Regions from separate parts of the Mus musculus genome. Here all the other regions are linked to region 4. The links are chromatin loops, found by intact Hi-C in ENCODE. Cell type or tissue: left cerebral cortex. All regions are shown on one strand. Region 1 holds the start of Rev3l (REV3 like, DNA directed polymerase zeta catalytic subunit). Region 2 has its middle 4.9 kb from the start of Gm31562. Region 3 overlaps Traf3ip2 (TRAF3 interacting protein 2). Region 4 has its middle 6.3 kb from the start of Ccn6. Region 5 has its middle 27 kb from the start of Mfsd4b5. Region 6 overlaps Fyn (Fyn proto-oncogene). Region 7 has its middle 17 kb from the start of Gm31562.

The links. Peaks named below come from ENCODE experiments on the same cell type or tissue, not always from the same donor. Only the 100,000 strongest peaks of a DNase experiment are listed, where the experiment ranks them.
Region 1: a loop joins it to region 4, with 5 times the contacts of the local background. A loop is called at or near these places in 13 of 42 quality-filtered maps.
Region 2: it touches region 4 in a loop (6-fold over the local background); 18 of 42 quality-filtered maps call a loop at or near these places.
Region 3: it touches region 4 in a loop (2.1-fold over the local background); 3 of 42 quality-filtered maps call a loop at or near these places.
Region 5: it touches region 4 in a loop (12-fold over the local background); 4 of 42 quality-filtered maps call a loop at or near these places.
Region 6: a loop joins it to region 4, with 8 times the contacts of the local background. A loop is called at or near these places in 41 of 42 quality-filtered maps.
Region 7: a loop joins it to region 4, with 2.4 times the contacts of the local background. A loop is called at or near these places in 18 of 42 quality-filtered maps.

Annotation. Positions count from the first base shown.
Region 1 is chr10:39,729,889-39,733,888 of GRCm38, reverse strand. It overlaps Rev3l (REV3 like, DNA directed polymerase zeta catalytic subunit), which reads right to left and starts at 1,729. Exons shown (of 32, transcript NM_011264.3): 1 at 1,276-1,729. The coding sequence starts at 1,414. E130307A14Rik (RIKEN cDNA E130307A14 gene) reads left to right here and starts at 1,882. Exons shown (of 3, transcript NR_038037.1): 1 at 1,882-2,151. In left cerebral cortex, CTCF peaks have their summits at 786 and 2,497; DNase peaks (open chromatin) are centred at 1,802, 1,983, 2,342, 2,714 and 3 more places; H3K4me3 peaks cover 3,415 bases; H3K27ac peaks cover 3,139 bases.
Region 2 is chr10:39,237,868-39,241,867 of GRCm38, reverse strand. No RefSeq gene overlaps it. Among named protein-coding and RNA genes, the nearest start is that of Gm31562, 4.9 kb to the left of the region's middle. In left cerebral cortex, a CTCF peak has its summit at 1,841 (motif pointing left); DNase peaks (open chromatin) are centred at 1,835 and 2,124.
Region 3 is chr10:39,626,783-39,630,782 of GRCm38, reverse strand. All of the region lies in intron 2 of Traf3ip2 (TRAF3 interacting protein 2), which reads right to left. The region is part of intron 2 of E130307A14Rik (RIKEN cDNA E130307A14 gene); the gene reads left to right. Among named protein-coding and RNA genes, the nearest start is that of Gm16364, 15 kb to the right of the region's middle. In left cerebral cortex, no CTCF peak of the experiment used is centred here; DNase peaks (open chromatin) are centred at 417 and 1,558.
Region 4 is chr10:39,168,045-39,172,044 of GRCm38, reverse strand. It overlaps a transcript of Ccn6 not described here. Among named protein-coding and RNA genes, the nearest start is that of Ccn6, 6.3 kb to the right of the region's middle. In left cerebral cortex, CTCF peaks have their summits at 102 (motif pointing left), 767 (motif pointing left) and 1,668 (motif pointing left); DNase peaks (open chromatin) are centred at 138, 721 and 1,676; H3K4me3 peaks cover 785 bases; H3K27ac peaks cover 744 bases.
Region 5 is chr10:39,958,037-39,962,036 of GRCm38, reverse strand. It overlaps the pseudogene Mfsd4b3-ps and a transcript of Mfsd4b5 not described here. Among named protein-coding and RNA genes, the nearest start is that of Mfsd4b5, 27 kb to the left of the region's middle. In left cerebral cortex, CTCF peaks have their summits at 1,644 and 3,564; DNase peaks (open chromatin) are centred at 1,713 and 3,525; H3K4me3 peaks cover 896 bases; H3K27ac peaks cover 564 bases.
Region 6 is chr10:39,518,801-39,522,800 of GRCm38, reverse strand. It overlaps Fyn (Fyn proto-oncogene), which reads right to left. Exons shown (of 14, transcript NM_001122893.1): 6 at 1-47. Among named protein-coding and RNA genes, the nearest start is that of Gm40627, 70 kb to the left of the region's middle. In left cerebral cortex, a CTCF peak has its summit at 2,233 (motif pointing right); a DNase peak (open chromatin) is centred at 2,318.
Region 7 is chr10:39,225,408-39,229,407 of GRCm38, reverse strand. No RefSeq gene overlaps it. Among named protein-coding and RNA genes, the nearest start is that of Gm31562, 17 kb to the left of the region's middle. In left cerebral cortex, no CTCF peak of the experiment used is centred here; DNase peaks (open chromatin) are centred at 1,653 and 1,801; H3K4me3 peaks cover 520 bases.

The sequences.
Region 1 (4,000 bases), 560 kb before region 4:
TTCTCGATCTTCCAAGGTTCACAGCATCAAACTCTACTTGAAAAAGGAGTCTTTTACCCAGCCTTATTTATGTCATTGGCATTGTTAACAAAGAGAATTCACATTAAAAGGTAGTAGCTTAGAACGAGTGTCTGTATTTTGGGAAATGGTATTGTCTTGGTAGTCCACAGAAGCTGACTGTAGTAATAAAGATGAATGGCGACGAAGGCAAAGAGCATCAAGTGGGAAATGCCGTCTGAAACCCCATAGGGCTATACCTTGGTAAGAATCGTCTTCCAGAATACGGCTTTACCATTTCATCTTAACAGTTTAAAGCATGTAAAAAGACGCAAAACTGAAAGATAAAAACGCAAAACCTTGTATATCTGGCCCCTAACCTATTTATATTATAAACCCAAAGAGTGTTCCAGAACATAGCTTGTCATTTCCCCCCCCCACCATTTCTTCAAAATGGCTTTTTTTTTTTTAATCTATTTTTAAAATGCAACCCTGCAACCCAGCCTAGAGGAATTTTAAAATGCCTATGCTGCTGAGCTTGGCTGTGTTTCCTAACGAATCCACCCCCATTAGGTGTAGTATTTTATGTTGGGCGACACAAACACGTAGTTCCTATTTCCATGGATGCACATTTCCTGAAAGCATTGCACCTGAGGATGCCGCTCTGTCCCTGTCGAGGCATTAAACTCTAAGCAGTCACGACCTGCACTCACAGAAGAGCCACATGGTCACTTCAATGAGAAAAATTATCTGGCCCCGGGCGCCACTTTCTACAGCCACAGCATCTCCGGCAGGGGCAGAGGAGAGCGAGGGTGAACAGAGGCAACCGGGAGCGACGGACAACACGCCTGACACTTCGCCTCTGCCCTCAAAGCCTTTTCTCGAACGGGGCACTAGGGACACGTAGCGAGTGGCCGGGGTCTCCGCCGGGGACCGACCTCTAAGGACCCGCGAACTCGTCCTTGGGGACGAGGCGCAGCCACCCGACCCACCGAGGCAGGGGCTCCAGCCTGCTCGCCGCTCGCAAAGGAGAGACCGGGCGCCCGCCGCCTCTCTGCCGCGGAGGGGGGCGCAGCGCTCACGCGAGCCCACATTTTTTTTTCTTTTGCGCCTCCTGTCACGCGCGCGAGAGAGAAGGCGAGCAAAGCCGAGAACAGGGCAGACTCCGCAGCGACCCTGTAGAGGGCCGCCGGCGGCGGCGTGCGCGCGAGTGCGCGGAGGGAGGGCAGCCCCGACGACCCGGCGCCCGCGCTCCCGCTCCCGCCCGCTCCCGCTTACCTGCCGGGGTCGCCCCGAAGACTCGTACCACCGGCACCTTCTTGACAGGGAGCTGGGTGAGCGGGGATTGGCAGGTATCCAGCCCCGGCAGCGGGCTGGCCATGTAGTAGTCGGCAGTCACTATCCGCACAGAAAACATGTTCGCCGCCGCCGCCACCGCCACCGCCTCCCCTCCACTCAGCGACCTGGCAGCAGCGGCGGCGGCGGGCTCCGCAGAGGCGCCTCCTCCCCTTCCTCCTCGGTTCGGCTTTTCCCCCCCGCCCCTCGCACGGACGCCGGGACGAGCGGCAGCGGCGGCGGCGCGCGGAGGCTGCGGAGGCTGTGTGCTGCCGCCGCCTCCTCAGACGCTCCGGGCGAGAGGCAGCGGGAGAGAAGCCCTCGCGCGTTCGTCGGGTCGGGTGGTACCGCTGCTGCTGCCGCCACGGCCGCCGCCGCCGGGAATCACACGGGCTCCTCGGTCCCAGGCTGCAGCTCTTGTTGCCATGATGATGATGTCACGGACGCAACCACTGGGGGAGGGGAGGAGGGGTGTGTGTGTGCGCGCGCGCGAGCGGCGACGGGGGGGGGGGAGGAGGCGGGCGGGCGCGCGCCCGGGGTGGGAGGGGACGAGGAGGGGGTTCTCCCCCGCTCGGAGCGCGCGGCTGGGGAAGAAGCTGGCGGGAAGCCGGGCCGCGCGCCGAGGAATCGATGATTCGGCCTGTGGGCCGGGTCACTGCGGCGGGGCCCGGGGAGCGCCGATAGCATGGATAGGCTCAGAGGGGCGCAGGGTTTTGGCGGCTTCCCGAGTTCCCCTCGCCGACCGCCATGTCACATCTTACGGAAGAGGCGGGGGCTGCCGCGGAGAGGATATTTTTTGTTTTGTTTTGTTTTCACAAGGTAAGGGAAGCCGCCAGCGGGAGAAGGGAGGCGCGGCACAGACCTCGGGCGGCCCTGGCCGAGCGGGAGGGTGGGAAGGAGGGAGGGCGGGCCGGGCGGGCGAGCGAGCGGGCGGGCGGAGCGTTGGACGTGCCGGCCCTTCTCAGGTAACGCGGCGGCGGAGCTGGAGCCCGGGCCAGCTCGAGGGGCGGGGGCGCGCGGGCCTCGGCCTATAAAAGGGCCGCCCTGGCGCTCGCTCCCTCCTCCGCCCTCCCCTCCCCCCAGCTCCGGGCGAGCCTCGCGCCCCGCCTCGCCCGCCTCCTCTTCTGCGGTGCTGCAGTGACTGCGCCCGGCCACTTAAGGAGATTTATTCACGCGCGGCCCTGCCCAGCTTTGCCCAAGCTGGGCAGATACACCGACAGCACAGGGATTTCCCACCGTCGTGGTTTTCTCCACCCCCCCACTCCCCCACCGCCTGCCCCTCTCGCACTAGGACAACCACTGTGGGTTCCCCCGCGCAGGCTACACACACACACCCCACACACACACGCGGCACGAGCGAGAACACGGAAAGACTTGTTTGCTCCACTCACCTCCCTCCCTCCACTCCTCTCGCGGCTGCTCGGAGAGCCCCGAGAGCCTTTCAGAGAAAATGTTGGCAAAAGGGAAAGGCTCCTAAAAGTCGGCGTGTTTTCATTCACTCTTAGTGCAAGATTTTACTACGGGTTGACACAGAAGAAAAAGGGGGTGGGGTAAGACATAAAATAAAAACCAACTTTATTTGGAGCTAGAAAGGAGATGAAGTGGCACAGTTAGGGATTGGGGGGTGCGGGGGCAACAGATGCTGCTGGTGAGGATGTTAAATTAGAACCTATGGATTTTGTCTGGCTTGGTCACTAATACTGGGCGTGACCTCGGACAAATAATTTGATTTTTTTAGGCCTCGTTTTTCACAGGTGAGTCGTCGCCGCCGCCCCCCCCCCCAATTCCGCCCCAACAAAAAGATTAAAGTAATAGGAAGCAGAAACTACAGTTTTCAGCTTTGAAATTTGCCACTGAAATTAGGACACTTGACAGTCATTATCCATCCAAAGTAGAGTTCATTCTGTCCCACTTAAAAAATTATACAGGTGCATTTTACTGCTTGTTATATTGCCTTGTATCTGGAGTGGGGTGAGAGCTCCTTGTTCACAGTCAATTGTGGATTTTCACATAAAATCAAAAGGCTTAAAGGGACACATTGCAGAACGCAGCGTTCCATACTAACAAATGTTAATATGAATTTATGCTTAGGGTGATTTGAGACTAATCAATACAGTAAATTTGCCTCAAGAGCATCATAAGAAGTGGCAAGACTAGGATGTAACCTACTAACAGCTATAGTACAGAGAATTTTTTACAAATTGACTTAAGTATTAGAAGACTATAGAAGAGACTTTAAAATATGACTTCCACACACAAGCCTTTTGTTCATCAGCAGTGTATGTATGCACTTACCGTGTGTTCTTTGGTACAAATAAACATTTTATACAGTCAGAATGTCAGATGGACAACACCAGTGATTTCCATGATGTCCATCAGTTAGAAACAATATAATTTAAAAATTACGCATAGACTTCATCAAAATATAATATAATAGTCTCAATTTTATACTGCTTGAGATATACAGGGCTGGCTGGTGGGGTTGCTAAGAATATGTTTCCATTTTCCATCCCCCCAACATGTGATTTAGTAAGTGACAAAATATTAAAATTAACAAAAAATATCCTAAATTTGTAGATTGGTGGTCTTGCTGCATGTCCTGTAGCACTTAGGATATTTTTTTGTTAATTTTAATATTTTGTCACTTACTAAATCACATGTTGGGGGG
Region 2 (4,000 bases), 70 kb before region 4:
CTGTTAAAAACCTTCGGCTTACGTGTCCCTGTAGCTCATTTATCCACTTATTTCTGTGACACCTGCTACCATGGGGGCTGGGAGGCAGCATAGGTGTACGTCTTGGCAGGCACAGAATAATCTGAGCTCCATTCAGTCAGAATGCTATCTGGCATCAGGGAGGTTGCCTGTACTCTGAGGGGCTTTGTGCCAGTGTCAAGAGATGTCTCCCTGTGAGACAAGGCCTGGAGTCACAGGTTTCTACTTAAGTTGGTTTCTCTCACATACACAGGACCTCACAAGAGGGTGCAAACAGGCCATCCTGAGCCTTGAATGCTAGAGAACACCACACTGAAGAAAGCCTGGGCCTCATTGTCTCAGGATAGTCTAAATGATGGTTCTCAGCCCGGGGGGTCAAACAACACTTTCACCGGGGTCACCGAAGACCATCAGAAAACACAAATATTTACATTACAATGCATAAAAGTAGCAAAATTATAGTTGTGAAGTAGTGACAAAAATAATCTTTCAGTTGGGGGTCACCGCAGCATGAGTACTAAAGGGTCCCACATTAGGGAGGTTGAGAGCCACTGGTCTAGAAGCAGCCCCCTTGCTCACCCGAGCCTTCGGAACTGGCTTTCACAGGCCATTGACACCAATGTGATGCCAATACAGGCATCCAAGTGGTTTGGAAGCCATCCCACTTGTATTCCGAGAGGACATTAACACAGCACTGCAGTCTTAAGTGGAGAGAAAGATGGAGTGTGGTCCAGAGAGCTCTGGGCTCAGACCAGTGGTGCTGTTTCAAAGCTCTTCTAGGAGCTGCACACTTGGCCATCCTTCCTTCTGCCTGTCTTGTGCGTGTTGCTCAGGTCCATTCCGGTTTTGAGGGGCAGCGGGAAAATAGTCCCTGACTGCTCCCTATATCCAGTCTCTCCCCTGTCCAGGCCAACTTGAGTAGAAATAAAATTTAAAAATATAAAGTGCCTACTACAATGCTATGCAAAGTGCTATGCACTTACTTAATTCTTGTGTAATTTTATAAAGATAGATAACTTCATTTTTAAAATGTTCATTAGTTTTTTTGGACATGTTTTGATTTTATTTACCTCACTTGCCCAACTTTTCTCTGGTCCATTCTCTTTTCCGTCCACCCAACTTTGTGCGTGTTTTGTCTTGTTTTGTTTTTGTTTCTTAAAAATCTCTGATAACCAATTTGTGCTGCCCAAATATGCTTGCACATGTGGCCTTCTACTGGAGAGTGGTCAGCTTCTCAGGGCCTACTCGGATAGACTAGGAGGCAGCCGGGCAGTGCCCTGGTACATTGATAACAGCTTTGACTACACTCTCGTTCTTCACCTTCAGAGCTCTAACCATTGAGAGAAGCTGCAGGTACTAAGGGTCTTTACTGCTGCTGTCTCCTCGTGTTTCTTGGTTATTTTATACTCTGGGTATAGCCCAGCAGAGAAAGAAATAAGCCCCAGTGGTGTGGGGTAGTAGTGGCGATCAACAAACATATAGTTAGTATTTCAGCTTGGCTTCTACTCGGGTCTGATTGTTTGATGGTCGTCTGGGAAGAAATGATACAATAGGGCAGTGGGGGAGGCATTGGAACCCGTTGAAAAGTCAAACTGTGCGGGGGTGGGGGGTGTTGAAAACATTCTTTGATGATTTGCTGTATCTTCTTTTGACTTCTGTGATGAAAAGCAATGTCCTTGCAGGCAGCACGAACCTACCCTGGGGAGTGAGGGAGCTGATTTTCTTTCACTGAAGTCTGCAGATTGCTTTGCAGTGAAGACCACGCGGCTCGGGCTTCCCCGCCCAACGGGGGAGCCGGGTTTGATTGTAACGAACAGCGACCTCTAGTGGGTATCTTAGAATTTGCATTTGGCAAAGACTACACAATGAAATGGGAATCCTGATCGAATTCCAAAGGAACAAAGGAGGCACTTTCCCATTGTTTTCCCTGGTAGAGAAGTCCGGGATCCAGGTCTGAAGAGTTCTCCTCATCTGCACCACTCACTCTTGGAGGTGATACTCGACACATTGCCTCCCCTGCCCCTTCCTTCAAACCTGTCACTGGCTTTGATTTTTAAAGGCTCTCCTGCTTGGCTCAAAGATATCATAGTCATCAACTTCTCTTAGTGTGATTGTGCATGTGTATATGTGCGTGAATGTGCGCGTGGGTGTGTGCGTGTGGGGGATATGAATCATCATGGCACTGGAAGATAGAAGATCAGGGCCATCCCAGAGAGCTATTGGGAAGGCTATTCTCCATAGGGGAATAGAGTGCCTGTTCACCCTAGTTCATTATGGCTTCTTCCTTGGGCTGCCATCCCTTTTCCCATATGAGGCTGTATGTTGCCTTTGAAAACAAAATCCTCTCCGTGACCCTACCTCTTCCACATAACAGCAGGTGGCTAGTGTAGGTTTCTTCCTGTTCTATAGCTCTGATCTCAGCCTCACCCACACCTAATATTCCAGGGTCTGCTCTCCAGGCCGAGTTAGCTCTGTCGATGGTATTCATTCCCAAGGAAAAATGGGGGCAGAGAGTGACCTCTGACTTTGTCAGGAGCTGGGAGAATTCTACTGGAGAAAGGCTGAAATCACAGCTCCTGGCCTGTGACCTCACAGATTTGTGATGGGAACAGGAGTCTGAGGTCTGGGGCATGAGAGCATAGATAATAGAATAAATTTAGAGACGTTTAAAGCCAACACAGTCTTGATATGTGGATGCTGTGATCACTGGGCTGGGGCTTGAAACAGCCTTTTAAACTAAGTTTCAAAATGGAGGTGCTGTGTGCCTTCCTGTAGCTTTAAGCTGTGTGTGACAAACTTCCTGTCCCCTGGGCTTTCCTCATACTTTGAACAAGGCTTAGGCATTTGCTCAAAGCCATGGCTCTCAGGGACAACCAGCCCATACCACCACTGCTCACACAAGCTCACGGCGTGATGAAAAGTTACCTGTCAGAAATAAAACATACATTACATGGATACTTTACTCCTTCCTATTCGGCAGCGACTGTTGTTCTGACAAAGACTCGATTCTTGGCTCAACTCCAGGCTGGCTCCTCCGGGCTCTCTTCTTGACAAGCCCTCAACCTTGACCTACAAAGACTTGGACAAACACTAACACAGTTTCTAAAGTTCAAAAGCTGCACCCCCCATGAACGGCCCCAGGCTTCCCAAACAAGCTGACTAGAACATTCAAAGCTATTAAAAGAACTTAATGCTTGTCGCAGTCGGTACCTGAAGACAGGACCCCTGCATCTCCATCGTTGTGGGAAGAAAGAGCCAAGTGGCAGTAAATATCGAGTAGACCAGGCTCCTCTTATAAGACTATTTTAAAAAGCAAATGGACCTGTGTCCAATCCCAAGCACACACATAAACTCTAAAGCAGGCCTGGCAACATACACCTATATGAGATTCATCACTGGGGGCAGGAAGGCTGGAAGAATGACATCATGAGAACTGAGACAGGGGGATGCCTATGTTCAATGAGAGACCCTGTCTCTAAAACCAAGGTGGTAAACAATTGAAAAGGACCCCCAATATGCCCAACTTTGGCTCCCACACATGCATATACACACATATGTGTATATATCAGAATACATGCATACACAAGCAATATTAAAACATAATTTTATAGTTTTTGAATAATTTTATAATGGCTTTCATTATAGATGATAGATTATGAAAATCTCTTATCTACTTTGTCTCTGTTTTCCTTCCCGCTGATCCCCATCCATTCTCCCTTTAAAATTCCTAGTCTCCTCTGCAGATTGAGGCTGAAGTCAGCTCAGGCTATAGTCTTTCACCTATCTATAGTCAATCAATTACCAATGTATATCTTCACCACTCTAATGGCAAGCTTTGTTTGTCTCTGACAGTCCATTCAGTGGATGATGGGCACTGGAGTCACTGCTTGTACATATTTGCCATGAGATATAGTACTGGATGGGATTAGAGGTGAGGAGGACACATCTGCCCCAACACCGGGAGTAACTGGGACCAGCAGAA
Region 3 (4,000 bases), 460 kb before region 4:
TGTTTTACTAAATAAATTGATAAATGAATGGGCATGTTTTATTTACAAGTTCATTTTCCTTCCTTCTTTCTTTCCCTGCTACACAATTAAAGATGGCTTTCAAAGACTTGATGTCACCAAGACTCTACCAATGATTACAGAGAGGTTTCTCCTTTCCCCAGAAGGTAGAGCCTTCTTTTCATTCATTCAACAAATATTTATAGAACCTCTACTCCCAGGCACATAGTGAGCAAAGATAAAAATGAGACAGTTCCCTTATGCAGTGCAAGATAAACAGAGACAGAGAGAAATCTGTGTGTCTGTAGGTGTCTGTTTTTCAACACAAACCCACACTAGTCAGTGTGTGAGAAGGCGAGGCATATAAATCAGGAGCCACCTACTTGAGAATTGCTACTCAAAAATAGCTTCCCACCGGCTTGTCTCCTGAGCCTAAAATTCCATCAGGAGAGTTTTCTCTGTAGGAGATGGAAGGTGGGTGATGTGACAGACAAATGACTTGCTAGCGAGTAACTCCTCCGCTCCGAGGCGGTGGGTGCTGAGCACAACATGAGAACAGCCGATGGAAATCTTGTACCGTGCTAAATGAGCGCCCAGCACCGCCTGTTGTTTGTCAGTCTCGTGAGCCGCTTGGCTCCAGTACAGACAGTCTTCATGTCACTGGGCTCTGACCACTTGGAATTGTAAACCAAGCCCTAAATGAGGTTTTCTGTGTATCAGGAAAAACCGTCAGCATTTTTCTTCCTTATTAAGATGGTAGTAAAAGAGCTTATGAGGGAGGAAATAAAAATCTGATTTTCAAGTTGTCAAAAAACATCACGATGAAATGTGATCAGTTTAGCCAGAAAGCAAAATGGCCAACATAAACTGTTAGATGAACTCCCACAGCTGGAAGCAGCTGTGGCTCCAGCAAGGCAACGCCTTCCTCTGTCGTTTCTTCCATCTGGTGTAGTGTTCCCTGCTTTAATTGTAAATGCATTTTAGCATACAGTCACACGGACTATCTCTGTGTGTGTGCGTGTGTGTGCATGTGTGTGTGCGTACATGTGTGTGAGGTGTGTGTATATGTATGTGTGCCTGTGTCCATGGGAGCATGTACCTATCATGTTATCATATTCTGCCACCTTAATAAAGGAAGCAAAAGTTGTATATAACATAAGGGCTCAGACTTCATCTGTTGACCTTCAGTTGAAAGGTTCTCAGACAACAGAGAACGACTTCTCCTGGAGCTTTAGTGAGGAAAACATTTCTTGTTTTCATCTACTTTGGATTTTTTTTTTAACATGAAAAGGATGACCAGTAACGTTACTTTTGCTTTAACTTGCAAAGCGTGAAGAAACACCATTTACATGGTGATCATTATTTATTTATATACTCATTAACAGGCAAGGAAGCACTGCTCTTCCAAAGCCGAGCAGAAGAACCACGTGGCCCTGGTTCCACTGCACAGCCTCTGTCAGGTGAAGAGCTCTTCTGAAGTGCTTTTGTTGGCAATTAAGTGCAGTTATAGTTCTGACATGAAACTAAGCATTTGTATACCTGTCCTGAATGTCTAAAATCCGTGCCAGCAAAGAGGGATCTGCAAGTGAAGGCTTCCTCCACAGGGCTGGGCTGCGGGATCCATTTCCAAATAGCAGCAAAGCTAAGAACTGCTCGCGCTGGGGCTTGCTGTCAGCCAGCCTCTTTGCTAGAGCCTTTAGTGCATTATCTCATTTAGTCCTCACAGCAACCTCCTGGGAGGAGTCCTTGATGCCCTGCTGGGCACTTCATTAATATTCCAGGGCCACAGTACCTAGCACAAACCCCCACAAGCACTGGGCCACCCTGATCCCTCTGATTAGGACTCTCAGGAGCAAGGGTCAAGGGTACGCAGTGTGAGCTAAGGCAAGCTCAGGTTTTAGACATGTTTGTTCCTTTCCACTTTTATTTATATTTTAATCATAGAAATAATGTTATAAAAAATTAACGCATGTCTATTAATATTACAAGGAAAAGTAAGTTCTTCCTTGATCCTTCTTAATTCCCGGCTTCCTCTCATGTTAGTACAATCCTTCAGGACTTTTAAAGGTGTATATTAACACAGGTAATTTCCTTTCTAGTAAACACATAAGGGATCAACACTGTATCTTGTCCCCACCCCCTTAATCCTTTTTATGTCAGAACGTATACACTGTGTTTATGCCACACAATACGGAGCCAGTAGACCACTGTATAAATAAGCCATGGCATGCAGGTGCTCTTCAGCCTGTGTTGAGCTATGACTCCATGCATTCATTACAAATGGAAAATGTCAAGTCAACCCCACAGCACTGTTACCTTCGGAGCTGACCACCCTGTAATGGATGGGCTGTTTATCAGAGACCTAAAGCTGAGCAGGCACTGTGGCTCTCTTCAGCCTCTGTCCAGTCCATCATTCCACACCATCCTCAAGTTAACTCTCAGATCAGAGATCATCGCTACTGCTCCTGCCCAGTATTAATTGGCAGTAGCTTGCTTATTTTCATACAGTGTTTTAAAAATATTATTTATTTGTGCATATCATACAGAGAGAGAGAGAGAGAGAGAGAGCATCAGATCCTTTGGAGCTAGAGTTACTTGGTTGGGTACTGGGATCCAATCTCTGATATTCCTGATTGAGCAGAAATTATTCTTAATCTCTGAGCCATCTCTCCAGCCAGCACAAAGTAGTTTTTTGTTTTTGTTTTTTAATAAATAACATGTGAGCCAGTATGTGGGTTTGTGGACTTTGAGGGCAGGTGCCCCAAGAAGCCAGAGGCATCAGATCTCCCTGGAGCTAGAGATGTAGGCAGCTAGGAGCTGCCTGACATGGGTAGTGGGAATTGAACACAGGTTAACTGGAAGGGCAGAGTACTCTCGTGAGCTCCTGAGCCATCTCTCCTGCCCTCCTGTCCTCCTGCCCTCCTGCCCTCCTGCCCCCAGTGTTTTAATAACATGCTGTTTGTATATATTTTTGCTTCTTTGATGTTTCTATTGGATACATTACTAAAAGTAAGGCTGCTGGCCAAAGGGTATGAATCCCCTTTTGATGAATAGTGAAACTGCCTTCCAGAAGTGCATCCAATTCTGCTCTTACCAAGAGTATATACAAAAGTATTCATTATCTTATACCCTAAGTATGTGCAAGGTTTTATTTTTGCATCCATCATTACATAAAATGTGTCATTGATTTTTTTTTTTGCATTTCTTTTTTAATCTGTGTGTGTGTGTGTGTGTGTGTGTGTTTGGGTGCCACAGTGCACATTGTAGAAGCCAGAGGACAATTTGCACAATGGCTATCCTTCCATTATGTGGTGCATCTGTCTCGGCAGCAAGTGCCCTTAGTCACTGAGCCATCTCACTAGCCCAAGTGAGCATTTTAAAACAATGCTGGAAGTACACTTAAAAGCACTGCAACCTATTTTATATTACGTATATATGCAAAGGATTTTTTAAAAAGCCCACTGGAAGTAAATATATCAAAAATCCCACAATAGGGACTTCTCATTGGGTAAAGGAAATAGCCCCTTTTCACCGTCTGGGCATATTTCATTTGGAGGAAACTACCCACACATTGCTGTTCTGACCAGAAAAAGTATCATTAGGTAAGGAGAAGTAGAATTTCAGAAGCCTTTTAAACTAACCTGGAAATGTTGAGAACTAAACCCAACATCTGCCTTACCAAAGTTTAGTTCCCAGCGTTTCATAGGTAAGAAATCCAGCACACCTGTGCTGTGACTGGCACTCAGCAGGCACCCGGCCCCGCCCACGTCCTCTGCCATCTGTGACAGGGAAAGGAGAGGAAAAGGAAGAACCCAGGAAGAAGCGCCAAGAACTAGGAAAAAACGAATTTTCTAGAACTCACTAGGATCTTCTCTCTGTCTAGAGGCATGTCTCAATGTGCTCCAATTGGGGATCCACTTTGTCCTAACTTTCCTAGAGATTCGAGTGAGGCAGGCCTTGGCTAACAAAATGCACTGTTAAGGTCCCTTTGCAAACCAACTGC
Region 4 (4,000 bases):
AATAAAAGGACTGCTGCGTTAACACATTCGCTGTTTACTCTGAAATGTGTTTGCATTGTCTGAGATTCCCATTTAATCGATTGGTCGCCCTCTACTGGTCAGAAGGGCGAGGCTCCAACCGCAGAGATCACGTGGAGGCCCCACCCACGGTTGACTGTCAGAGCATTTCTGACTGTCCAATTGTGCAAATTTCCGGTGACAATGATTGGTGAACACTTGGCTGTGTTTAAATCGACACAACGAGACCATTTTATGTGAAGAGTACTTCCGTTTATCTATATAAGCATGTTTTGTGATTGGAAAACCAAAAGGAGAGATGGACCCCCGCCCCGCCCCAGCTCCACTATCTCATTGTCTTTCTGCTGCTGGTATATTATGTATCACTACTTGGTAGTACTTTAAAACAAATGTGGATTTAAATGATTTAAATATTTCAAAGGCTACAGCCGCTGTTCAGAACGCAGTGTGTAATGATTCTCATCACAGAGAAATCTGATCTTGCTATGGAATGAAAAAGCCGAATGTTTGCGAAGGAGCAATGCACGTTCCCTACCCAGCCAAGGACTTTTTGTAGGGATGGAAAAGCCTCTTGCAGCAACCATCCTAGCGCTACTGCAGGAGTCTGGGCGAGATGGCGGCGGGGCTCCTCCCACCTCTGCGGCAGCAGAGATCAATAATGCAAGGCTCTGCGGCAAACGCGCGCCTCCTTTCTTCCCTGACAGCGACCATAAGAGCCTTCGGCTGGAACATTGACCCGTTGCGCCATCTACCGACCACCAGGGTCTAGTGCAGCTTTGAGCTGGAAAGTCCGGAAACAGCGTGAAAGCTGCATGGGTGAAGGGAGTTTTCAACACCTAATCTCATTTAAGAGGACAAAGAAAAAATAAGTTTTTTCTATCTGCCTGTGAAAAATAACACGAAGGCTTGAAGCTCCCAATGCCCATCATCACATGAAATATAGACTTGTTAGGTTTTTTGCAACATGTCTTAGGGTTACTATTGCTGTGATGAAACACCATGACCACAAGCAACTCCGGAAGAAAAGGATTTATTTAGTTTACAGGTCCATGACTGTCCATCGTCGAAGGAAGTCAGGACAAAAAACTAAAGCAGAGCAGCAACCTGGAGCCCAGAGCTGATGTAAAGGCCACAGAGGAGTGGCATCTTACCAGCTTGTTCCTTATGGCTTGCCCAGCTGCTTTCTTACAGCACCCAGGACCACCTGCTCCGGGACGGCACCGCCCACAATGGACTGGACCTTCCCCATTAATCACTAATTAAGAAAATGCCCTACAGCCTTGCCCACAGCCCCATCTTAGGTAGGCAGTTTTTTCATTTGAGGCTCCCTCCTCTCCGATGGCCCTAGCTAGTGTTAAATTGACATAAAATTAGCTAGCGCACCTGTTATTTTGAAAATAGTCTGTTTTCTACATGATCCAGGATAAAAGAAAGCCCTGTACAAGCTTATATGACCAAATTTGAATTTCAGGTTAAAAACCAACAATTAGTATAAGCATGCCACATATACGTTAAAGCATCTCACTGGGCATCCTGTCATGATTATTACCTTTCATCTTGTTAGCCAAGGCTGACAGCCCTCTCAGTAAACCTGTCTACAGGTTTTACAAAGGTTGGTAGCTCTGCTTGGACTGCTCGAGACTGTGGCGCCCTCTTCTGGCTTCCATGGGCACTGCATTTGTGTTCTCCCTCCCCACACACCTTCATGACGCATTATTAAAAAACTCCAAGTTAAAAAGAAAGCCAGGAACAGCACACTGCATTTGCGTGCTTTTCTTTGCTTGTGACATTAGCTCCAACCGCACTCGGGAGCATGGTTAATGCTCGGTCCTCTCTTGCCCTCCCTCCTTTTCATGTGGCGGTTTTCTGTGTCTGTGGCTAATTAACTTAGCTCTCCTTCCCACTCAGCATTCCCTCTGCAAAAACAAATGACAGAGCGAATTATACCGCACGGACTTACATTTGGTCTTGCTTTTTTTACGCCCGTGGAACGAGGGCGCCTGCTTATTTTCAATAAGCTCTGACCCAGGCCCTATACAGGTGGCAGGGCAGGGCATATGTGGTTTGAGGGTTGCTAGGGACCTGGTTCATTAACAGCCAAGCAGAACGTTGTAACTTCTCCATTCCCCCTGCATGGGAGTGGCACTACCTCCCCTTGGCCCTCTCCCCATCGCTGGCTGCCTCAGGGACTGCACAAGTGTTCATTAACAAGGCTGCATACGGTTAGTGGAGGAAGGGAGAACATGCCTTCTCTCATGCCTGCTTCACTGCAGTCACGTAGGCAAAGCACTGAGTCGTGTTTTGCCCGCCTGTATGTCTGTGTGAGGGTATCGGATCCCCTGGAACTGGAGTTACAGTTAGGAGCTGCCATGTACATGCTGGGAATTGAGTCTTGTTGATGAGCAACCAGTACTCTTTACTGCTGAGCCATCTCTCCACCCACTCATGTTGGAATCTTGAAAGTAGAACTTGGTAAAATTTGGAGATACATTTAACAGAAACGCTCAATAATTAGTATAAGTAAATGGACACAACTCTAAATGACCAGTAAATGTCCTCAAGAATATACACTGTAAAAGTATCTTTTATTCGCCTGATCTAATTGTTCTCTTTGTGGCTTACTGCCCCAATCTGCTACTATGGGCCTAGCCCTGCCTGGAAGCTTCTGGCCTACATATAATCTAACCCAGGCTTAGAATGCTTTCAGCTTCTGGAACTTACTGCTGAATAAGCTCATGCTTTCTGAGGTCTGGCAGGCTGCTTCGACTCCAAGCTGCCTGATTCAATCTGGCTTCTCTCTCTGCCTCTGACGTTTTGCTCTGCTTGGCCTCATACTAAATCTGGCAATCTATTCTAATCTTCTGGCTCCTTCTCCTTCTCTGACTTGTTCTGTGTTCACCTGTGTCTAGCTTGTTCTCTCTCTGCAACCTGTCTCTGTAAAACTCTCCCCACAAAACTGCCTCCTCTCCCTTTTTGCTCTGCTCCCCAAAGTAGCTTCCCTTTCCTCTCTGCCCTTGTGAGAGTTGGGCATATTCTATTCTGTCAAATCTTTCTCTGATTCATCCCTTTGTCTGCCACCCAATTAGACATCAAACACAGGTGCTTCTTTATACAAACTAACTTTACCTTCATTGTTTGGGATTAAAGGTATGTACTAAGGGTGCGTCTGTATTCCAGCCAGAGGGATTAAAGGTTGCGTGTTATGAGTGTTGGCATTTAGTCTAGGCTCTGCCCCACAGTTCCCTGGCAACAGCCAGGTGTGCCTGACTCACTATAGAAGGAGCTGCTTGCCCCTTCCTCTCTCTCTTGCTCTCTTGCTCTCACTCTGTCCTCTTGCTCTGTATCTTCTCTCCATTCCCCTCCCTCCTCTCTCTCCACATGCTCATGGTCGGACTCTACTTCTCTATTCTCTCTCTGCCCTTCTCTATCTCTACTATCCTCTCATCTCCCCTCCTCACGCCCTGAATAAGCTCTATTCTACACTTCACCATCATGTGGCTGGTCCCTCAGGGGGAAAGGGATGCCTCGGCATGGGCCCGCACCCGACTGCACATCCGCCAAAACACATCCCTTCTCTCCTTATCCTTTATAAACACCACAATGGGTGAGCCACACCACAAATAGAATCAGGTTTTTCCAGTAAGCAACACAATATCGGGTTCACACAGTGATCAAATATTTGGCAACAATACATATGCTTATCACTGGTATTTAGAATATTATTTTCCTTCCTTATATAAATAAGGAGGAAGCTTCAATGACATAGCTTCTAAGTATGGCAGAGGAGAAAGTTTATCATAGATATGTGGGAGAGCAGACCCAGAGGCAGAGACACCTGGGGGAGGCCAGTGTAGATGTGATCCTGAGCTGAACCATGTGGGGGGGGGGGGAAGAGAGGGGAACCAGGAGCAGCAGCCAGGAGACCGAATGGGACAAAGAAAAAGAGCGGATAATCAAAATGGTTGGATTAAATAAAGAAGAG
Region 5 (4,000 bases), 790 kb before region 4:
GGTAACCAATAGAAAGCAAGACAGTAAGCAGCATTCCATGGGCCATGGGTGTTCCAGTTTCTGATCCAGGTTCCTGCCTCAGTTTCCCTCAGGCATGAGCTGTAAAGTGTGAGTGAAATATGCCCTCCTCCATGATGCTTTTGGTCATGGTGTCTACCCTGGCCACTGAGACGGGCACCAGAACACAGTTCTCAGCCTCCATTTCTTCATACAGATTCCTCTGTTATCTCCTTGCTTTCTGAAGTTTGAAATATTTGCAGTTGTTGAGACATGCTGAGAGCTGAGGTTGCTGGCAGCCCAGTGTTTTTCAGCTGTTACCAGCACACTAATATGAAACTGTATAAGCAGCAAGAATACCAAGAAATTGAATATGTGATCCTCCCAGTTTACCCTCATCCATTCCCCCATCCCTTTTAGAGTTGTGTTCCTTTAAATCCATTAATGAAGTTGCATCTATGATAGTCCTGTCCTCTGAAGTTCCTCCAATGGCTGGATCCATATTTGAAATGCCACAGCTGATGTCATGTGGATTAGAAGCAGCAACAGCTGATCAAAACGACACAGGTCATGACAATGCACTACCCCAATTCCTCTTCTCTCTCTCTCTCTCTCTCTTGTTTGTTTGTTTGTTTGTTTGTTTGTTTTTTGAGACAGGGTTTCTCTGTGTAGCCCTGGCTGTCCTGAAACTCACTTTGTAGACCAGGCTGGCCTCGAACTCAGAAATCCACCTGCCTCTGCCTCCCAAATGCTGGGATTAGAGGCGTGAGTCACCGCGCCCAGCTCCTACTTCCTCTTCTCATAGCGAATTTATTTCTGAACATCTGTCCATTCCTGAGAAAAGCGCCTTCACGTCTGTCCAGACTGCCATCTACAAGGATTACTTAATTCTGAAGTCTTTCTAAAATCCAGACAATCAAGAGGTCTTTCATCGGGCCCATTACACAAGGAGCTGGTTTTTGATCTAGAGGTTTTAGAAGGAGTTGACCAAGGTCAAGATCTGTTAGCCTTGAAAGTAAAATGTCTTGGGTTGGGGAGCTCGTAAGTAGAGCACCTCAAAATGTTTTCACTGTTTCTACATAGTCCACTCCAGGTCTTGCACCGCTTCTAGAATTTGGAACGTGGACTCCTTGTTCCTGACCAGAAATTGGGCGGTGGTACTTTTACTTTTTCTGTGGCCTTCATCTGCATCCAGCTGCACTCCATTTAGTACTGCATTCGACTGGTCTCTGCCATCTTGGCCACAGCGAGAGAAGGAAGCGCTACTTTGCTGTTCTGTAATAACTACCGGTTGCTATCTGCTCTAACTTAGTTCACTGTGCATATGCTGGGCTTTGCGTCTCTTTCCGTTCCCTGGACCTGCTGGAGAGTTCCAGGGCAGGACAAGGCAGGGCAGGGCAGGGCAGGGCAGAGCAGGTAGTCCTGATTATGCTAGATGGCTCCAAGTGGTTCTGGTAGGCGCTTTTACAGTTCCTTAGCAGAACATGCTAGTGAGGTTAGAGAGACGCAGGCACCTACAAGCTTCGCACTTTTTTGCTTTATTTTTCAGACAGGATCTTTCTACGTCGACCTCCCAAATGCTGTAATTAAAGGTCTGCCTGCCACATTTCTTCTCTTTCGAAGCTGCACTTCCAAATTTCTCCGCCACGCGGCACCCATCAGTCAGCTGATGTCTGAGGTTCTGAGCAACAAGAGGTCTCCCGGGTAACCACGTTTCGCTTCCAGCAGGAGACCCCGCCCTCACTGGGTGGATCCTTCTTTAGTATCACGTGCTCACACTGGCTTGTGCAAGATGGGGCTTGAACGTCTTCCTCTTGCAACACAGGCATGTTCGAAGTCCAACTTTCCTTGACCTAATATCAGAAAGGTTCCTGGGGCAAGGTGGCACTAGGCGGAACCTACCGGATCTAGAAGGACGTTGAGTTCAGAGCTCCAGAGAGTTTGCCGAAAAGCTCGGCAGTGGCAAACCCAGTAGCCTGGAGTCGCCAAGCTGGAGCTGGAAGTGGAGTTCCGGGGTTTCGGGGCCGCGGCTGCTGGGCAGCGCCTCCTCCAGACCGAGACCACAGCGCAGAATGACCAGAAGGCGGTGGCCTTCCGGCGGAGTGTCCGCGCCAAGAGCGTGCTGCGCTGGTTCTCCACCGTGGTCCTGTATGCCGCCTTCCTGGGGCTGGTGAGAGCTGAGGCTGCACCCCTCCCAGGCTGGGGCGCGAGCCTCCTTCAGGGGACCTGCCCTTCCCAGCTCGACTCTCACATTCGCTCCCTGCACGTTCTGTGACTTGGCACTTCGGGCTCATCAGCTGTCTCATGGGCGCTATTTTAATCACTGAGGGTTGCTGTCCAGTTCGAAATTAATCGCACTGTTTTCTAACTGCAGCAAACTTTCCTAGCATTGCCTGGGTCTGTAGCCACCGCACTCTGAACTATTACTAACTCTACAATAAACTGATTTTTTTTCTAGCACTTCCATTTCTGGGTGGCCATCCACTTGGTTTTACAAATAGGCCCAAGAGGAAAGCGGCTTTTTCTTGGTCACACGGGTGTTTTAATGGTAGAGCCCGAATGTGTCTTACTCTGCCCACGATTCTATTGAAATCAATCCTGCTGCACTTCAGACATTTTCATAGAGCAAAATGTTACATTGGAAGTGCTTTTCGCCAATCCCTGTGTAAACTGTGAACATTTCTCTGTTACTTGGTAAATGTGATCAGGGGAAGTTAGGTTGGGTTCCCCCAAGAGAAAGCTACCCCCGGCCCTTTTAACAGCTTCTCAAAATTGGAAAGACTGACTGAAACCTTAAACACAGAGAAGCTTTCCTGTCAACTGATTAATTGCTTGGTGCAAACAGGTTCTCAATTCATTGCACTGTTAGACACGTTTAGCTATTCGTAACAAGAAAGTCTGAAGATGGCCAGGCTTGCCACCACCATTCTGTATGTCTGCAAACCAGCCGAGCTGCCCCTGCTACCACAGACATGACACCTCTCTGAGAAGTTTCCTTAAGGTATCATTTACCAACAACACCATCAGCTATTTTGACATTATTATTATTATTGTTGTTGTTGTTGTTGCTGTTGCTGTAACTGAACCCAGGATCTTATCCACTTAGCACACATGCAGTTGCAGCTGATCTGTACCCAGATCCTCAGCTGCCCTTTTTAGTACTTTATTTTAATACAAGGGCTCTCACTATGTGGCCTTGGCTGACCTGGAACTTGCCGCATAAACCAGGCTTGCCTCAAATTCATAGAGAACCACCCACCTCAGCCTTCTGAGTGCTGGGATTATAAATTCATGCCGCCACACTCAGCTTCACCGCTCTTTGGATAGTAGTAAAACTCAAGGAGAAATTAGATATAACATTGTATTTTACTAAACCTACACATGAGCTCACAACATGGGCAAGAAGATCCAAAGCTTAATTTTGTTCCACTAATTGAGGAACATAAATGTTCTCGTTTATCTTTCCGAGAGCGCTTTTCACATTTCTGAATAGGGAGATTTGATTTACTACACAACACACAGAATTTCCCCAAACTTAAATCTTAGCTTAAAGAACCATACAACAGCACCACCTATTGCCCAGAGTGAATTCAGAATTATCAGGACTCACTTAACATTCATGGCATGGTTGGAACTAATTTTGGAAGCTCGCTTATTGCCTACTGCATGGCCAGAACTAACTTTGGATATTGGCTACTTTGGTATGACTGTGGGAAGAATGGGAATCTCAAGGAAAACTATTCAGAAGACAAGAAAGAACTATGTCAGACAGCAAGTTCTAAATGAGCAGAGAACCTGGATAGAGTCGAGAAATGCCCCATAGACCAACCTTGGGCCTTGGGGACTGAAGAAATATGGCTTCCTAGGGTCCCTGGAACTCAGTCACATTTGTTCACTCCTAAGTCTGTATATCTCTTGAACATGGTCCAGTGGGAAACATTTTGTGGTTCCTTAGCATGAAATAAAGGCACATAGGATCACATAGCAGAAAGATCTTTCCTGA
Region 6 (4,000 bases), 350 kb before region 4:
CAGTTTCCCCGGTTGTCAAGGAGCGGGCTTCCCACCAGTCTCCTTCCCTGCAAAGGAAAAGAAGGGACATGAATTGAACGCACCATCCAGCTGGGAATTCTGCAGGCCGACCCTATGCCTTTTCTGTAGCCTTGTGCCCCCTTCTGCAAACTTTCAACACGGGCCCTAAGAAATCCAAAGCACCACGCGCTGAAGTCAGAGTGCTTTTCTTACGTGCACGAGGCTCTAGGTTCAATACCCGGCCCCACATAAGCTAAGGGTGGAAATCCCAGTAGGAGGTTGAGGAGTTCAAGGGCATCATCAGGAGATCCTGAAACGGAAACTTTCCCACTTAGGGCTCGGGGAGGAGCATCTTTCTGGGTAGGAGGCAATCTTGAATGAGGGGTGTGTGTGTGTGTGTGTGTGTGTGTGTGTGTGTGGAGTACACACACCAGCCTCAGTTTACTTTGGAGAAGCAGTAGGAGGCCCAGTGAGGGTTGGATGTATGCTTAGTGGACCTATCAAGCTTGCTCTTGACGAAGTAGGAAGAAGACATGACCTTCTGCAGGTAGTATAAGAACACCACATAACAGGATTTCCTCAGACACTCTCAACAGGATGTTACTCTATTAAACATTCATAGCTCCCCCCACCCCCACCCCCAGATTCAGATGGAGGCCAGGCAGTTGTGTAGCTGGAGGGCAGAAGAGATCTCTGAGCCACTGCAGCAAAATTCTCAGAGTGTGAATCAGGAAGGGCACTTCCGACTCTCAGTTTACAGTCACTATATATAGAACTATTATCCATACGCTTGGATTCATGAAGGTTTATGGCATGTGAGCTTCCTCCCATTAACAGTGGGTGGGCCAATGATCATGTGCGTGGAGTTTAGCTGTGACTTGCACCAAATGAAAGCCTCTCTATCTATGAGGGCCAGGGAAACAGGCCTGCCGGTCACCATATTAGGCGCCTCAGCCTCTGACCATTACAGACACATCACCTCCTTTTCTTCTTTTTTTAGTCTGTGAAGGTAACAAGAGAAACCTCAGGCCTTTCTTTTCTTTTTCTTTTTTTTAAAATTGTCTTTGGCTGGGCTCTGTTGATGCTCAGTCAGGGAAGAAAACGTACTGATTTTGGGCTGGGAAGACCTTCCCCAGGTCAACATTAGGTAGACACCCTGGCCTCCTGTTAAGCCAGAGTCCTCCCTCCTTCAGGTTCCCTACAGAAAAAACTTCTGAGCAGGGGTACCAAGGACCAGTGACATCTGGTGGGGCTTTAGAAAGTCACAGAATAAAAGAATAAAATGGGAACTCATCCAAGTGGGTGTGGCTATGAGATAAATAACAGTAGAAAACACACACATACACACACACACACCCAAAGTGCTAATATAAGTTTTAAAAAATTATATTAAAAAATTATGTGTAGGCATGTGTGCCTCTCTATGCAGTAATGTGCAGAGGAGTGGAGGTGCCCTTGGATACCAGAGACCTCTATCCTGCTGGAGCTACAGATGGTTATGAGCTTATTGATGTGGGTGCTGGCAGCACACTCTTAACTCCTGAGCTATCTCTCTAATTTTGAGGGATTATAAAACCTATTTCTTGGTTAGGGGTGTTAGAGCACACATTTAGTCCAAGCACTTGGAAATAGAGCCAGGTGAATCTCAATGAGTTCAAAGCCAGCCTGGTCTACAAAGTGGGATCCAGGACAGTCAGGGCTACATAGTGAGACAACAAACAAACAAAGAAACTCCTAGCATCTTTCCTTTTTAACCTTATTAAACTAACAGATCAACCATGAGAGTGATACTGTAGTTCTCTTACCCAGAAAACTGTTTAATTATAATCACATTGTGTCCATATTCTTATTTGAAATATTTATACACATCAAAGAATTTACATAGACAAAACTCCCCCAAGGAGAGCCATGTCCTTTGTCAAGTGAACATCTCTCTTAGCTACCATTCGTGCATGTGTGCATGTGTGCCTCTGCCTTGTACATCTCATGACGTAGATGCTTTGTGGCCGCGTGCCTGCCTAGTGCACACAAGGCCAGGAGCCCATCCCCACCCCCAAGGAGAAAACCAAGTTAACATTTTAAGTCAGCACTGTTCCCATTTCTAGCCCCACAGAAATATATGTAGTTGTAAGTCTAGCATCTAAATGCATATTGGAAGTTATACTGACCACCATGTGTTTAAGAAAAAGGCTTTACCTTCATTTTAATAGTGAGTGTTTACTGCTCTGAAATTCCACTAGATGGAGACATTTCATCATTGAAAAACATAAAGATCACCCACTGGCTCTTCACAGCAACCAACCTTCACTGCTCCCAGCCTGGGAACCGCTCCAGACAGTGAAGAAGAATGAAGAGCTGGCAGCCCAGGCTTGTCTCCTAACGCATGCTAACCTTCATCAAGTTACTTCTAGTTAAATCAAAGTGAAAAAGAGCGAGCACCAATTTCAGGTGATGTCAGGATGTTGGGGGATCTTGCTGCAATCGGGGACAAGCCCAGTCTTACTCAGGTGACTGAGTAATCATGAATTGACTCACTAATGAGGCAATTTCCAATTTAAGTTAGTATCAGCTGTCTTGTTTTGGTGTAGCCATCTAAATAAGTTTACACACATTAGAATGTAACAGTTGTTCAGAAGAAAGATAGCACCACTCTGGACTTAACGTTTCTGGGCCATTTTTCCCCCTCACAAGAGTGACACACAAATGACAAACAGTCACACATTATAAGGCAAATGTCACATCTTGTGGCATTTTTCTCACACTCTATTCTCACTGGTCCTAGACTCAAAATATCTACTACAAGCTGTTAGGTAAATAAACAAGCAAAAACTATTTAATTCACTGGCAGCACCCATTCACCTCCACAGTCCTGCACACAGTGTTGGTTTGGAGCGGGATCTCTAACAGGACCCTTACACTTATATTTTTGGTTGTGAGCCTAGCCTTTAACGGTTGAGCCGTCTCTCCAGCCCAGGACCCTTATTCTTGACTTGAGCTACTGTAGTTAATCAGCATTTGAAAATCTGTGCCTGTGTGTGTGTGTGTGTGTGTGTGTGTGTGTGTGTGTGTGTGTGTGTGTGTGTGTGTGTGTGTGATGCATGCTGTTCAGGTATTCTTGCCAGTGTGTTTGCATGTCTACAGAGGCCAGAGGACTACATGGGCATCTTTCTCAGTTATTCTCTTCTTTGTTTTTGAGAAAGGGACTCTCACTCTCACTGAACCTGCAGCTAGCTCATTTAGCGAGACTGGGTGAGCAGTGACTCCTCCTGTCTGTCTGCTTTCCCAGGAATGGGTTACAAGTAGTGCTGCCTGCCACACTCAGCTTTCTGCGGACTAGACAAGGTTCCTAGGACTGACTGCTGGGGTCTGGACTAGATTCCCAGGCCTGAGCTGCTGGGAACTGTAGTAGGTTCCCTGGCCTGAGCTGCTGAGCTGTCTCTCCAGCCTATAAAGCTGCAGTTCTTTAAACTGTTCTTACAGTTCAGCTTTTTAATTCACTCGTACCTGGTAAGATACTGTCTTATTGTCTGACCCAAACCCGTGATTTAATCCGACACTGGTTGAGAATGGCTTCTAAGTTTTTGTAACAGACTCTGTTCTTCCATCCCGTCTTTAATCCTCAAGTCCCTCACAGGGCTGCGGCTTCAGGTGCTGGAAGTCCAGATACTTTGGAGATCAGATGGAGGCAGGAAGTGGCTTTGCCAAGAGCAGCCAGCCTTGAGCTGTCTGGCCAGCCAGGGATACTGGATTCTTCCTGCATTCCACAGCTGTACTTCTTACTCAAAGATAAGACTCTTGAAACTACTTTTATCACATGTCTGGGTAATACAAACTTTTTTTTTCCCCAGCTGGGTGGTGGTGGCACATGCCTTTAATCTCAAGCACTGGGGAGGCAGAGACAGGAGGACCTCTGGGTTGGACACAAGCCTTGTCTACAGAGTGAGTTCCAGGTCAGCCAAGACTACACAGAGAAACCCTGTTTTGAACACCAAACCAAACC
Region 7 (4,000 bases), 57 kb before region 4:
ACAGTTGTTGTGGTTATTTTAATGATAGGAACCTAACAGTGCAAATCTGTTGGGCAGATAGCAAGCTGGAAACCCAGGCGGGGTCTGACCGGATGAACTCCGCCCAAAATTATTGTTGTAAGCCTTCACCTTCAATGGCCTTTCTCCCTTCCCAAGTTTAACAGGTCTACACATTAACCTTCAAAGAAACACTTAGATTAGTATCCAAGTAAATAGCAGTGGTATAATCTACTAGAGTTGACATAGCCGACTATCACTATGCAATTTCTAGTGGAGTCGTACAGAGTACAAACAAGTTCTGGTGTGTCTGAAGGCAGCTACAGTGTACTCATATAAATGAAATAAATCTTAAAAAAAAAACCACAAGAGAGAGAGGGAGGGAGAAGGGGGAGAGAGAGAGAAGAAGAAGGAGGAGGAGGAGGAGGAGGAGGAGGAGGAGGAGGAGGAGGAGGAGAAGAAGAAGAAGAAGAAGAAGAAGAAGAAGAAGAAGAAGAAGAAGAAGAAGAAGAAGAAGAAGAAGAAGAAGAAGAAGAAGATTGTCACTGGTACAAGGCTCTGGAAATGTTTGCATATAAAGACTGGGACAGGGGTGGGGGTGGAGGTGGCGTGGTAGAGAGGAAAGAGGGCTTGAAAATCCTAAGTCACTGTTGTATGTGGCTGAACTGAGATAAATTTTAAGGGGCTCAAAATTAGAAAAGAAGTTTGCTGTTGCTCAGACAATAGACAAGAACTAATACTACAGTCTGGAACTGTGAGAATGAAGTCAAAAGCGACCTAATAAGGCTAAGTAGATACTCCAGTGGCAGAGAGACAGTTCTTGACAGATTTTTTTTTTCCTCAGATGATAAAAGAATAATTTTTGTCTGGAAGTTGGTTGATTAAAAAAAAAAAAAGGTGGGGGAGATAAAACCCTTTTAGGAAATAAAGACACACACAAACACACACACAGAGTCATGTGTTTGGAAAACAAAACAGCTTACAGCAGATATGCAGATATTGCTGCAAAACAATTGGAATTAGCATTGCTGAGACATTCCCAAGCCTGAGGAGTCTCCCCATTAGCCTTCTGTGCATCTAGGCAAGGAGGCATCATTACACAAATTACAAGCCTGGAGAAGGGGCTTTTCACGGGGTGAACTTGCGAGAACAGTTAAACCAAAAGCAATTTTGCCTGACTGCAATTTACTCTATTCCCTCCGCTGCCGTTGAAGATATTTATGCTTGAGCAGAATTCTCACTCCCAATCTGATTTCTCCTTTTTCTCAATCCAGCCATGAAGTCATCCAGTTCTCTGTTTGGGACAATATGATTTGCTGCCATGGAAACAATTAAGATATCATAAATTTATCTTGCCCCTCGAGATCAAAGAGGAAAAGCAATAATACTAACATTTTTTTGCAGTTCAATAATGCCGTTCACCCAGCATCTCTGCTTAGTAAAGAGCATCGATCCGCAGATGGAGAAAAATGAAGGGGCACGCACGCTCCCGCTGGCTCATAGACAGGGTCGAGGATGTCCAGAGAGTTCCAATCCCCACCCAGCGCGGCTGTTCAGGAGTCAGCTCTCAGTTTCTATCTTTGTGAATGACAATGAAGAGCTGGCCCGGCTCAGCGCCAGCACTTCACCAGCTGTTCTTCATTACAAGAGTATTTGGTGGAACCTGGTTTGATAAAAACAGACAAACAAAAGCCCTTGGCGACTGTCACAGGGTGAAAATATTTATAGAGGGGAGGAAAAGAGGTCTGGTTGGAGAGCATTAACGCGCAGGCTTTCCTGCCCAGCTCGCTCCTCCAGTGCCCCTCCAAGTTCATTCTCTGGGCTCCCAGCCATGGGCCAATCGCTCTAGAAGCTAATGGCCCTTACTTAATGAGCCTCTCACTTGTACAGACCCTTCCCCCCAGGATCTAGGAGAGACCTTAGTGATGTGTTCATTTGAATAGAATAAAAATATTATTTTTTTTGTACTCTAGTTTCCTCTTGTGTTAAAGGATTCTGGAGCTTTGAGGGGAGCCTGCTGTGGGAAGATGAGTTAGGGAGGAATTTGGGTTAGGTAGTGTATTAAACTTAAATTATTTTCAGTTGTTTCTCAGTGTTAGTGGCTCTCAGGAATATTGTTAATGCCCACTACCTGCTGACTCCTCACTCCGTGAGTGGTGAGAAATTTGAGTGTGCCTTGGGTAGGAGTCATTGGAACAAGACACTGCAAGCTTTCCTTGTGAGTGGGATGTACAGGGTGCAATAATGCGTCTTTTACTTTGAGGCAGATGGATGCCTTAGCTCTTCCTGGACCACACTGACCACCTACAGCTGATTATGATGAGAAAGCTCCTAAATCTCCACTGAGTTTGTTTCCTGTCTTAGTACCCTTGGCCTTGGACTTAAGTATGAGGTACAGTTTCGGGGGCTTCTCTATGCCCATGGCTACTGCCCAAGAAGCCAGTTTGCACCTATAGGTGCCTAGTTTACATCTGAAGTCAATTTAATATCCATTGATTCAATGGCTCCCCTCTGAGTGACACTGGTATAACACAGATCACCTTCATTATTAGCTGCAGTTCTTGTTCCCTTGCTCTAACAAGAGGCTAATGATGATGCTTTGATGATGCAGTTAGTTCAAAGACTGGCAGCTGTGACTGGGTAGCCACCTTTGCCCCAGTGACGGTGTGCACTTTCTACAATGTCACATGTGCTTTCTCTTAAGGACTCAGCTTCTCTTTCAGTCAAGTTTCCATGTCGACAAACTGGCTCATGCCTAGAAATTTGGCAAGGACATTTGGTTGTAATTTATTTTTGTTAACAACTGTGATGGCAGATTTTGGTTGTCAACTTGACTGCATCTGGAATTAATTAAAACTTAAATGACTGGGCACACCTGTGAGAGACTTGTTTGTTAGAAGACCCTTTTCTGATGCAGATCTTTGGGGTGAGAAGATGTACTTTACTCAGGACCACAGCTTCTGCTGGTAGTCTATACAAAGGACATGGAAGAAGAAAGCTTGCTCTGTTTGCTTACATGCTTTCACACTCTCTGGCAAGTCCATTCCTTCCCTGGCATTACAGCATACTTCTTCAGGATTCTGGCGTATACTAAAGACCAGCTGAGACATCCAAGCCTCATGGACTGGACAACTACTAAATCTTGGACCTTACATATCAGTGTAAGATGGCCATTGTTGGACTAGCTGGACCACAGGCTGTAAACCATTCTAATAAATCTCCCTTATATATAATATAAAAATAATAAATATATATTTGTTCTATAAGCTTTGTTCCTCTAGAGAACCCTTATATACCATCTGAGTAGCATCCTTGCTGGACAGCCATATTTTAGCCTAGGGAAACTATTTGTTAATAGTGGAGAGCGTTTCCTTTGAGAGGGCTCATAATAATCCAGTAATCCAAAATCTTTCTCTAGGACTAGATAACTTCGCAGGTAAATTCAGCCACAGGTATCTCTTGGGAATTGCCCTTGTAGATCCCATCCTAACATTTCCCCTAAGCAGCAAGACACAAGCTCTGGAGACAGACAGTAGAGGCTCTACCACATACTATCTAGGCACCATTTAACAAGTTACTTAATATCTTTGGGACTCATTTTTTTTTTTAAAGCTGCAATCTGGGTATAGTCCAGTACTCCTTTGGCAGTTGTAATGAGTTCAGGTATATAAAGCATTTATAATAATGCCAGTACACTTTGGCATCATTACCTGTGATGGTTTGTATATGTTGACCTAGGAAGTGGCACTATTAGGAGGTGTAGCCTTGTTGGAATAGGTGTGTCACTGTGGGTGTGGGCTTTAAGACCCTCCTCCTAGCTGCCTGGAAGCCAGAATTTTCCTAGCAGCCTCCAGATGAAGATGTAGAACTCTCAACTCCTCCTGCACCATGCCTGCCTGGTCACTGCCATTCTCCCACCTTGATGATAATGGACTGAACCTCTGAACCTGTAAGCCAGCCCCAATTAAGTATCCTGGTAAGAGTTGCCTTGGTTGTGGTATCT